Regions from separate parts of the Mus musculus genome. Here region 2 is linked to region 1. Evidence: chromatin loops called from intact Hi-C (ENCODE). Cell type or tissue: gastrocnemius. All regions are shown on one strand. Each heading gives the region's core, and the rest is flanking DNA. Links, peaks and the distances in the headings are about the cores only.

Region 1 (4,419 bases), core at 327-4,326:
GGGAAGGGGAAGGGGAAGGGGAAGGGGAAGGGGAAGGGGAAGGGGAAGGGGAAGGGGAAGGGGAAGGGGAAGGGGAAGGGGAAGGGGAAGGGGAAGGGGAAGGGGAAGGAAGGGGAAGGAGAAGGAGAAGGAGAAGGAGAAGGAGAAGGAGAAGGAGAAGGAGAAGGAGAAGGAGAAGGAGAAGGAGAAGAAGAAGAAGAAGAAGAAGAAGAAGAAGAAGAAGAAGAAGAAGAAGAAGAAGAAGAAGAAGAAGAAGAAGAAGAAGAATCATCTCACAGAACAGTAGTGAGGATTAAGTATACTGATATACTCAAGTTGACCAGAAACAGAGTTCAAGCTCCATTAACACTGATGGATCCTCTGGCTTTGAGAGATGGTGATAATACAAGAGGTCAGAGATCCTACCCCTGGAAACTTCCTCTGTCTGTCTCTTTCAGAGGACTTTGTAATGTAGGCAGAACTAGGGAGGAGATCTCCTAAGACATGAGTCAATGGAAAATAACTTATAGGCTAAGAAGAACATCTTCTGGAGATACAGGTGAAGATGAAACACCTGGACACTGAGGAGTGAACCCTGACACTTGTCCTGATGGAGGGCAGTGAAATACAGTGGTACGTACCCTAATTTTCCTAAAACACATAATAGCAGGTAACCTTTAAACAATAAGACTGCTACTCATATTATGGTTCTTTATTCAGAGCTATACTCTTTTTCAGGCTCCTCAACCTCAAGGGCCTGTCTCCCTGAGTCCCAAACACTGGAGCTAGATGAACTCACCCTCAGCATTAGTAATCATGGTCTGTGCTACACTTTTCTGTTCCACTGTTTCCACACCACTGCTTTGGGAAAAACTGCTCTACACTGTGCTAGTACTCTTTCAGAGACAGCCTTGGGGTGTACACATCAGTACAAAAGACATAGTTTAGGATAAGGGCTAAATGTCGCCAAGTACACCAAAGTTCAGTGCTGGAGCCTCCTCATACACAGGCTTATGCTGGAGACTAGTCCCAAACAGCACAGGGAACTCATTAGCCATGTTACTGCTACTGGAGTGTTATCACCTTACCTGAGGATAAGAAAGAGTAAGTAGTGATGCGTTTCTTTTTATGATTAAAATCCACACTATCAAAATTACGATTAAAAGAAAAACTGAGAAGTAGGACAATGTGGTGCCGCTGGGGAAACCCATTCTGGGCTCTGGAACAAAATTATGGTCCTTTGCATCAGGATTGGTTTCCTGAATCTGGGAGCAAGGCTACTGGGGCTCTGGGGTGTATCTAATAGTCCCCTGAAAGAAGTTTCTGTGTCTCAAATTCTGGACAGGACTGCTGGGCTCTGGGGTGAGCTGATGATGGGTATCTTGAGTCTTAACTCCTAACCCTACCTCTAACCCTGAATTTGTGACTGGGTTGCTGGGCTCTGGGGAAAGTTGACAGTCCTCTCCATCAAACTTGGCTGTCTGAATCTAGGATAGGACTGCAGTTTTCTTTTCTTGAGCAGCACTCCTGACCCCACAATGAACGGCTTGTTTCCAATTCTTGTCTCCAGCCAAATGTTTCATATTGTACCTCCCTTTCATGGCTAAGCATCTAGGTTATAATCACCGTGATAAGAAAGAAAGAAAGCCATGGGAATCTCACTTTCCCCTTTCCTTTTCAAGTCTCCAGACAAGGTTTCTGGGGCAACCTTTAACTAGTTCTGTGGCAGCTGGATGCTTCTAATGAAAATTTGCTGTCAACAAAAGTGCTTTTGTGGGCAGGACTACCGGGGACAGCAAGAAAGAGTGTGGGGCCCTGAGTTCTATCCCAGGCTTAACCTAGCAAGTCAGTCATCTGCCAATAGCCAACCACAAAGCAGCATCCAAAGAGCAGCAGGAAGTCATTGGGGATAAAAATAAAGAACTTCTGCTGCCACCTGGTGGAATTTCCCCGATCAATCTGCTGCTGCTCCTGCTCGGGCTGCTGCTACTCTTTCACCTCCTTGTGCTTCTTCCTCTTCCTCCTTCTAACCCCTCCTTCTTTCTCCTCTACACTTAAAAAATTGTTTCTAATTTTTTGAGATGATAGAATAATGGCATCATTTCTCTTGCTTTTCTTTCTTCCACCTCCCCATCCTTGTTCTCTTTGAAATTTATGGTCTCTTTTGCTTAACTGTTGTTGAGGTGTGTGCATGGGTGGTGTGTGTGTGTGTGTGTGTGTGTGTGTGTGTGTGTGTTCCTAAATACAAAATAACAGTCTACTGAGTCTCAGTCCATATAGGGTTACTTGTATGTATACCTTCAGTGTTGATCATTAGGATTTGGAGAACCAATAGTTAAGCTCTGTAGTTCTTTGTTTGGGGGTGAGAGGCCTGAAGTTTCTCCTTATACATTAGCATGTTTACTGTTGTTTTTTGTCTTTTTTTAAAAAAGATTTTTAATTTATTAATTATATGTAACTATACTGTTGCTGTCTTCAGATTCTCCAGAAGAGGGTGTCAGATCTCATTAAAGATGGTTGTAAGCCACCATGTGGTTGCTGAGAATTGAACTCAGGACCTCTGGAAGAGCAGTCAGTGTTCTTAACCTCTGAGCCATCTCTCCAGACCCTGTTGTTTTCTTCTTTGATGAAGATTATTTCTCCCATTCCCTAGTTGCCTGTAGTTCTTTGTTTGGGGCTGAGAAACCTCAGGCTTCTCCTTATACATTCCCATGTCTACTGTTGTTTTCATCATGTTTAGGTCATGTGTAGGCAGCCATTTTGGTGGGACACCGTTAGTGTACCTTCTCTGCTTATTAGAATGGTTCTTGAAGTGAGTTCATAGACCCTGCCACATCTGTTTTACTTCACTTCCCACCAGTGACTATTAGTAATTTTGTACCTTTGTCTCATTAATTATCAAATAATCAGCCGGTAGGGTTGTGATTTATATATAACATCTAAATAAGAAAGCACACTATTAAATAATGAAAAGTGGATAGTATCAAATCTAATAAAAAGTATGAAATTACGTAAAAAAGTTTAGAAATTGCTAGAGACATATTTCAGAATCTCCAAATGCCTTCAAACACCACCCCAGACCTATGAGATTAAGTTGTACATTTTAATAGAGTTCCTTGAGTTTATATAGAGACATAAAATTTGGGAAAAAGTGTTTTTAGTGTTTTTTTATCAGAGAGAGAAACGCTATTACTGCCATTTATTTGTACTTTAGTCGGTTTCACTGAAAAATGTTGCCATTAAAGAAAACCACCAAAAACAAAGTATAAACTGGACTGTAAGAGCACTGGATTTTCAAACCACTCACTTTGTGTCTCATAGTTCTCAGAAGCCTCTGATGACAGAAAAGTAACTCACATTACACAAACCTGCCTCCCATCCCAGTTTTGAGGTTTGAACAAAGAGCCTACACTGGGCTACATCCTGAGACCTTCTGAACCTTGGTTTAATTATAATATAGACACAATAATAGGCTATGGCTAACTCATAAGACTGAAAGGATTTCAAGATAAAATGTAGAAAGCATAGTGATAAATATGCAAGGTGCCTGGCAATAGGTCAAGCCATTATGAAGATGCAATTATGAAGAAAGTACAAAATTTCATTGAAAGCCATTTGAGAACACCTAAACAAAGGGAGAGATAAAATCATGTCCAAGGATAAGAAAAAAATCAATATTGCAAAGCTATTATTCATCTTCAAATTAATTTCTCTAGTGCAGTTCAAATTAAAACCTCAGTTGAGTTTTTTGACCCTGACAAGCTTATTTTTAATATTTGAATGAAGGAAAGAGCTGAGACTAGCTTATACAATTATGAAAGAGAAGAACAAGATGGGGTATGTCACTCACCAGGGATCAAGATGAACTATAAAATTGTATTAGGTAAGGCAGTGTTGTATTGTACAGGGTAGAAACTGACTAGTAAACAGAATAGAGTACAGAAGAATGCCTTGAGAAGGTGATGTATGATAGTAATGGCATTATAAATACACAGAATAATGCTTGGGATAATTGTGACAAGATCCTACAATGACTGGCTACCCACAGTAAAATAACCACAGATACAATGTATAGGTTTCGTATCCCAATTTAAGGAAGATCATAATAAAACCAGGCACATCTACATTTTAGTGGTGCAGCCATTATGAAGTTGTTGTGCTCTTGGGAATAACTCCTTATGCTTGCTCATGCCAGGAGCTCTAATTAAACTCAGTTGTTCACAAAAATAAAAGAAAACAAACAAAATCATTCAAGTTAGAGGGGAGCTTATTGGGAAGAGTCTGTTCAGCCAGATGGGGTTAGGGATGAGAGAGAGAGCAATAGAAGTTGAAAATGACCAGAATGTATTAAATACATTTATAAAATCATCAAAGAAGAAAAATGTTTCTAGAATCATATAAGGAACTGCTACTTTGTGAGTGTCTGTGTAACTCCTACTC
Region 2 (4,419 bases), core at 198-4,197, 1.0 Mb after region 1:
CATAAACTGGAATCAGTACACTCTTGGCTTCCATATAATTACCATTAAACATGGCAGCCATCACTTCACATCGTGCCACCAAGATGGCCCTGTGGGCTGGCACAGTTGCTCCTGAAAGGCGAGAGAGGTAAACAAATCAAGAACTGTAATACTGTAGAGTTCCAAGCGTGTTCAAACTGGAGGGCCACTGTCCATGACAGGCCAGGCTGCTGCGTAGAAGCCTCACAGGGGATATAACTGGCATTGCTCCAGAGGCTTCTTAAACAGCATAGAAACAGAGTTTTAAACTTGTCTTAGAGCCCAACAATCTGCAAACCAGACAAACAGTTGTTAGTTTAGATTTCCTTAAGACCAAAGAATTGGAATGACAGATTTTGCCTTGTGTTTTTAGAACAGCATCTATCCATCATGATTGACTTGAAATACTGCTACCTCTGACCATGTTCCACCCAGGAAAACATCTCAACCATTACCTTGTGGTCAACCTCACACAGAACTGTCTTGGAAAGGATTTCCTACACCAGGAAAGGAAAACTGCAAAGCAAAGGAAATAGCCCACCTCACAGAAGGAATGGCCAAGAGGCTGTCCCGAGCCAAGCCAAGGAGCACAGTCTTGACCTTGGGGACATTGCAGAGCTGATGAGCATGGCCATGCCATCTTCCCACTGCTGCAACACAAGCAGAGCCTTTTCTGTGAAATGAGAAGCCCCTGAGCTGGACACTGACTCTCTAGGGAAACTGCTGAGTTTTCCAGATATGGTTTCACTTCACAAAGACAGCACCAGATGGGATGACATGGAACTCATGAGGTTCCTGTTGTTGTAATGTCTACCATGAATCCACATAACAGCCTTCAGTTCCACAGATCATCACGGAACATCCACCATCATTGTGTCAGAAATGGTGAGAAACCAAATCTTTTAAGTCCAGACTCCATTTTAGAGAACTTGAACTCAGGTAAACTAACAGGCCAGTACCTAGCATTCACTTCCAAGTTATACTTCCCCCCACCCCCTGCAACAAAACCCGAGCCTAGCTCCAAAGTCTAGGCTAACCACAACAAATCCAGCATTTCCAAGTTAATTGCCAACAAGTCCACACCCAGCCTCATGATCACCAATGCTGAGGGAAGCAGAAATTATGGTTTGACTCCCAGCATCAGCCAATTATGCTAAAGGCCATAATAGCTCTCCAATATTAGCTTGCCGGGCTAGAAACACTTACCTCCCCCCCCCCGCCACACACACACACCTGTTACTTTCTATAAAGCCTTACCCTGATAGATATTTGGGGCTCCTCTCCATCAAAACCCTGTGTGTCAGTGCTGGGCTGAGGGACCCGAGCTAGCTCGAATAAAGACTGTTTTGATTTGCATCATATTGGCTCCCGTCTATTTTGGGGGGTTCACTAATACTTCCCTGGCACTACAAATGGCAGATACCAAGATGAGGAAGGCAGAGTGGGGACTCAAGTTATGGAGGATCCCAGGACCAATGGGAACCACAAAGCTGCCCCTTCCAGAAAACCGCAATGAGCCAAACCACAATATTCTGCCCAATAATTTACTCATGTATCGTCTGATTTCATAACATTTATCGTACGTATATATTCTCTTTTAAAATATTCACAATTTATTGATTCTTCAACCTCTCTAAATCCAAGCAAAATAAAAGAGGCCCATCTAAACTCAGAGATATTTTCCCAAGCCAATATTTCCTCAGGATCATTAATCAGCTCACCCTGCCAGCTGAACCCACAGGTTGTCACTATGATTTGCATAGCCAACAGGGAGGAGACAGCTTAAGAGCATCCTGCTCCCACCAGCAAACACCATCTGTCCACTGCATCTTCCTTTCGTCACCCCAAACCTCCCAGCTTGTGTGTAGCAGTATCATTTACCAGAAGGGCCAGCTTCCATAATTAAAGCATGCTGGGTATATCTGTAGAGACCAATTAACAAGGAATTCAAATTGGCAACGCAATTTGACTTACAATTTTAGGTTTTAAACTATTTCAAGATAAATAGAACATCATTTGAAAACTAGGAGCATAGCTTAAACAAACTGGATGGTCTACCATTTGAATTAAGCAGATGAATTAAGACTGACTAAAAATATCAAGTGGACATTAGACAGGGTGGATTTCATAAGCAGGGCTTGAAATTTTAACAGAGCTTTCTGTTGATAATGCCACAAGATAATGTTGAAAATGTAACATCAGCTTGAGTGCCTTTGAGTATAGTGTGTGTGTGTGTGTGCACGCGCGCACACGCGTGCATCAGTGTATGCACACATGTGTGTGCCAGAGGTTGACATCAGGATTCAACTTCTTTCCTATTTATTTATTATTATTTTGAAACGAGCTCTCCCACTGAACCTGGAACTCTGTTTTGGCTAGACTGCCTAAACAGCAAGCCTCTAGAATCTAGCTGTCTTTACTCTTAAGCACTGGGATTACAAGCATGGTGTAGATGTGGTGTGTAAAGATATGCCTGGTTGATTTTAGATCCATTTAAAGATTAGAATTTACTTTTGAAAACTATTATACTTTCAGCAAAGGGAAAAAGAAATTCTATTTCACAACCCTTTAACTATTTTGGTGTTTTAAAACTTACGTTATAAAAATGTATATAATACCTAACTATGGTTACCTGTTTTTTGTTGTTTTTCAGTGTGTGATATGTGTGTGCACCTGTGGAGGCCAGCAGACTGCTTCAGATCCCCCAAGAGAAGGTTATAGGTAGTCATCACAGGTTCTGGGGATCAAATCAACGTCCTCTTGAGGAACAGCTATTGACACTGAGTCATCTCTCCAGCCCACAGTTACCTGTTTTAAGCAGTATATTTATGCAAACACTAACAGACTATAATTCAGTGTTTATATAATAGCTGGCAACTGATTGCAAATGATAATGCAAGGGTATAGAAGATATAACTTTTTTTTTTTTTTTTTTTTTTTTTGGTTTTTCGAGACAGGGTTTCTCTGTGTGTAGCCCTGGCTGTCCTGGCACTCACTTTGTAGACCAAGCTGGCCTCGAACTCAGAAATCCGCCTGCCTCTGCCTCCCGAGTGCTGGGATTAAAGGCGTGCGCCACCACACCCGGCTTGAAGATATAACTTTTGTTAAAAGATGAATCTGGTCTTTGAACATGCCAATGCTGAGTATGTTTTCCTGTCATGCCCATTCCATGTTATAATTTCAGAGAACTTTTCTAAGAAAAAGAACAAGCTTGAAATGATTACAAAGCCAGTCGCTCTTCACTCTACATAGGCCATCAAAGATACTTTTGATTGTGTATTGAAATAAAATGTACCTGCTGCACCTTTTAATATATCAAATGTCAACAGTAAAACGTTGGAATGCTGCTTGGGAAAAAATGGACACTTGTTCACCTCAAGAGAAACTAAAGCATGGACTATGTTAAGTAAGTAGGAAAGGAATGAGGTTTCATTAAACAGTGTTTCCTGTAACATGCAGTCAAATGCGAGAAGCCCTATCTATGTCGCCTCTGCATACTTTCCAAGATGATTTTTTTGAACAAGTTGATCTTTATACATGACTTCCTACTACACTGATAATACTCCATGTCATGGTTTAATATCCCATGTTCATTCCAGCTCATAGTAGCTACTCGACTTTAGCCTGGGTTCAGTTTCAAATGCCACTGCAAGGGGAAAGGAATGGAGTTCACACTTGAGTCTCTGCTAGTCCCTGTGCGCATTATTGCAACCCATGTAGCCACTCCTCAAGTGGAAATCCGAGTCCCTATTTATAGGGGAGAAGATTACAGTGTTTCACATTTTGAATAGACAATGTCTGTTAAAACTTTAAGGTCTGTCACTCAGCAAACTCTATCTGCATCTTCTCTCCTGGTAGTTCTGGTCAACAATAAAGGGCCAGACACAGAAAGAAACACAACCGAGTCTATATAAACATCCATCTCAGCACAAATCCCAGCTAGATCCTTTCAGTCTGTCACTATCTCCTCGGCCAAGGGTAGCAATGCATCAGCCCTGGACCCAGATGTTCCACTGTTCCTCACTGAGGATCAGAAAACTTCAAAAGGCTGTGTGACTTCCACAATCACAACTGGAGTGAAGAAGCCAAAGATGTACTGCTACTATTGCATGGGGAAATATGCTTAAATACTAATTTCATTATTACATTATCATTCTCATATTACTTCCTAAAGCTGTGTTAAAGATACTAAAGTAACATCTGGATATCAATCAGCTCATAAACACGACTTTTTCAGAATATTCTTTGAATTGTAAGTATTTTAGGTAAAATATACAGTGAAAAAGTTGAGTGTTTGGCTAAGATTTCACTACAACGTATAAAAGGTTTTGTAATTAAGGTTTACGGAGAGTTATTATTAGCCATTCAAGTAAAAAGACCAAATACATGTAACCCTGTGAG

Evidence for each region. Peaks named below come from ENCODE experiments on the same cell type or tissue, not always from the same donor. Only the 100,000 strongest peaks of a DNase experiment are listed, where the experiment ranks them.
Region 2: it touches region 1 in a loop (8-fold over the local background); 9 of 42 quality-filtered maps call a loop at or near these places.

Annotation. Positions count from the first base shown.
Region 1 is chr13:74,852,643-74,857,061 of GRCm38, forward strand. No RefSeq gene overlaps it. Among named protein-coding and RNA genes, the nearest start is that of Cast, 47 kb to the left of the region's middle. In gastrocnemius, for the core only: a CTCF peak has its summit at 1,927 (motif pointing left); a DNase peak (open chromatin) is centred at 1,898.
Region 2 is chr13:75,878,860-75,883,278 of GRCm38, forward strand. Rhobtb3 (Rho-related BTB domain containing 3) reads right to left here. Exons shown (of 12, transcript NM_028493.2): 9 at 1-111. Among named protein-coding and RNA genes, the nearest start is that of Gm24163, 24 kb to the right of the region's middle. In gastrocnemius, for the core only: no CTCF peak of the experiment used is centred there; a DNase peak (open chromatin) is centred at 1,805; H3K27ac peaks cover 1,981 bases.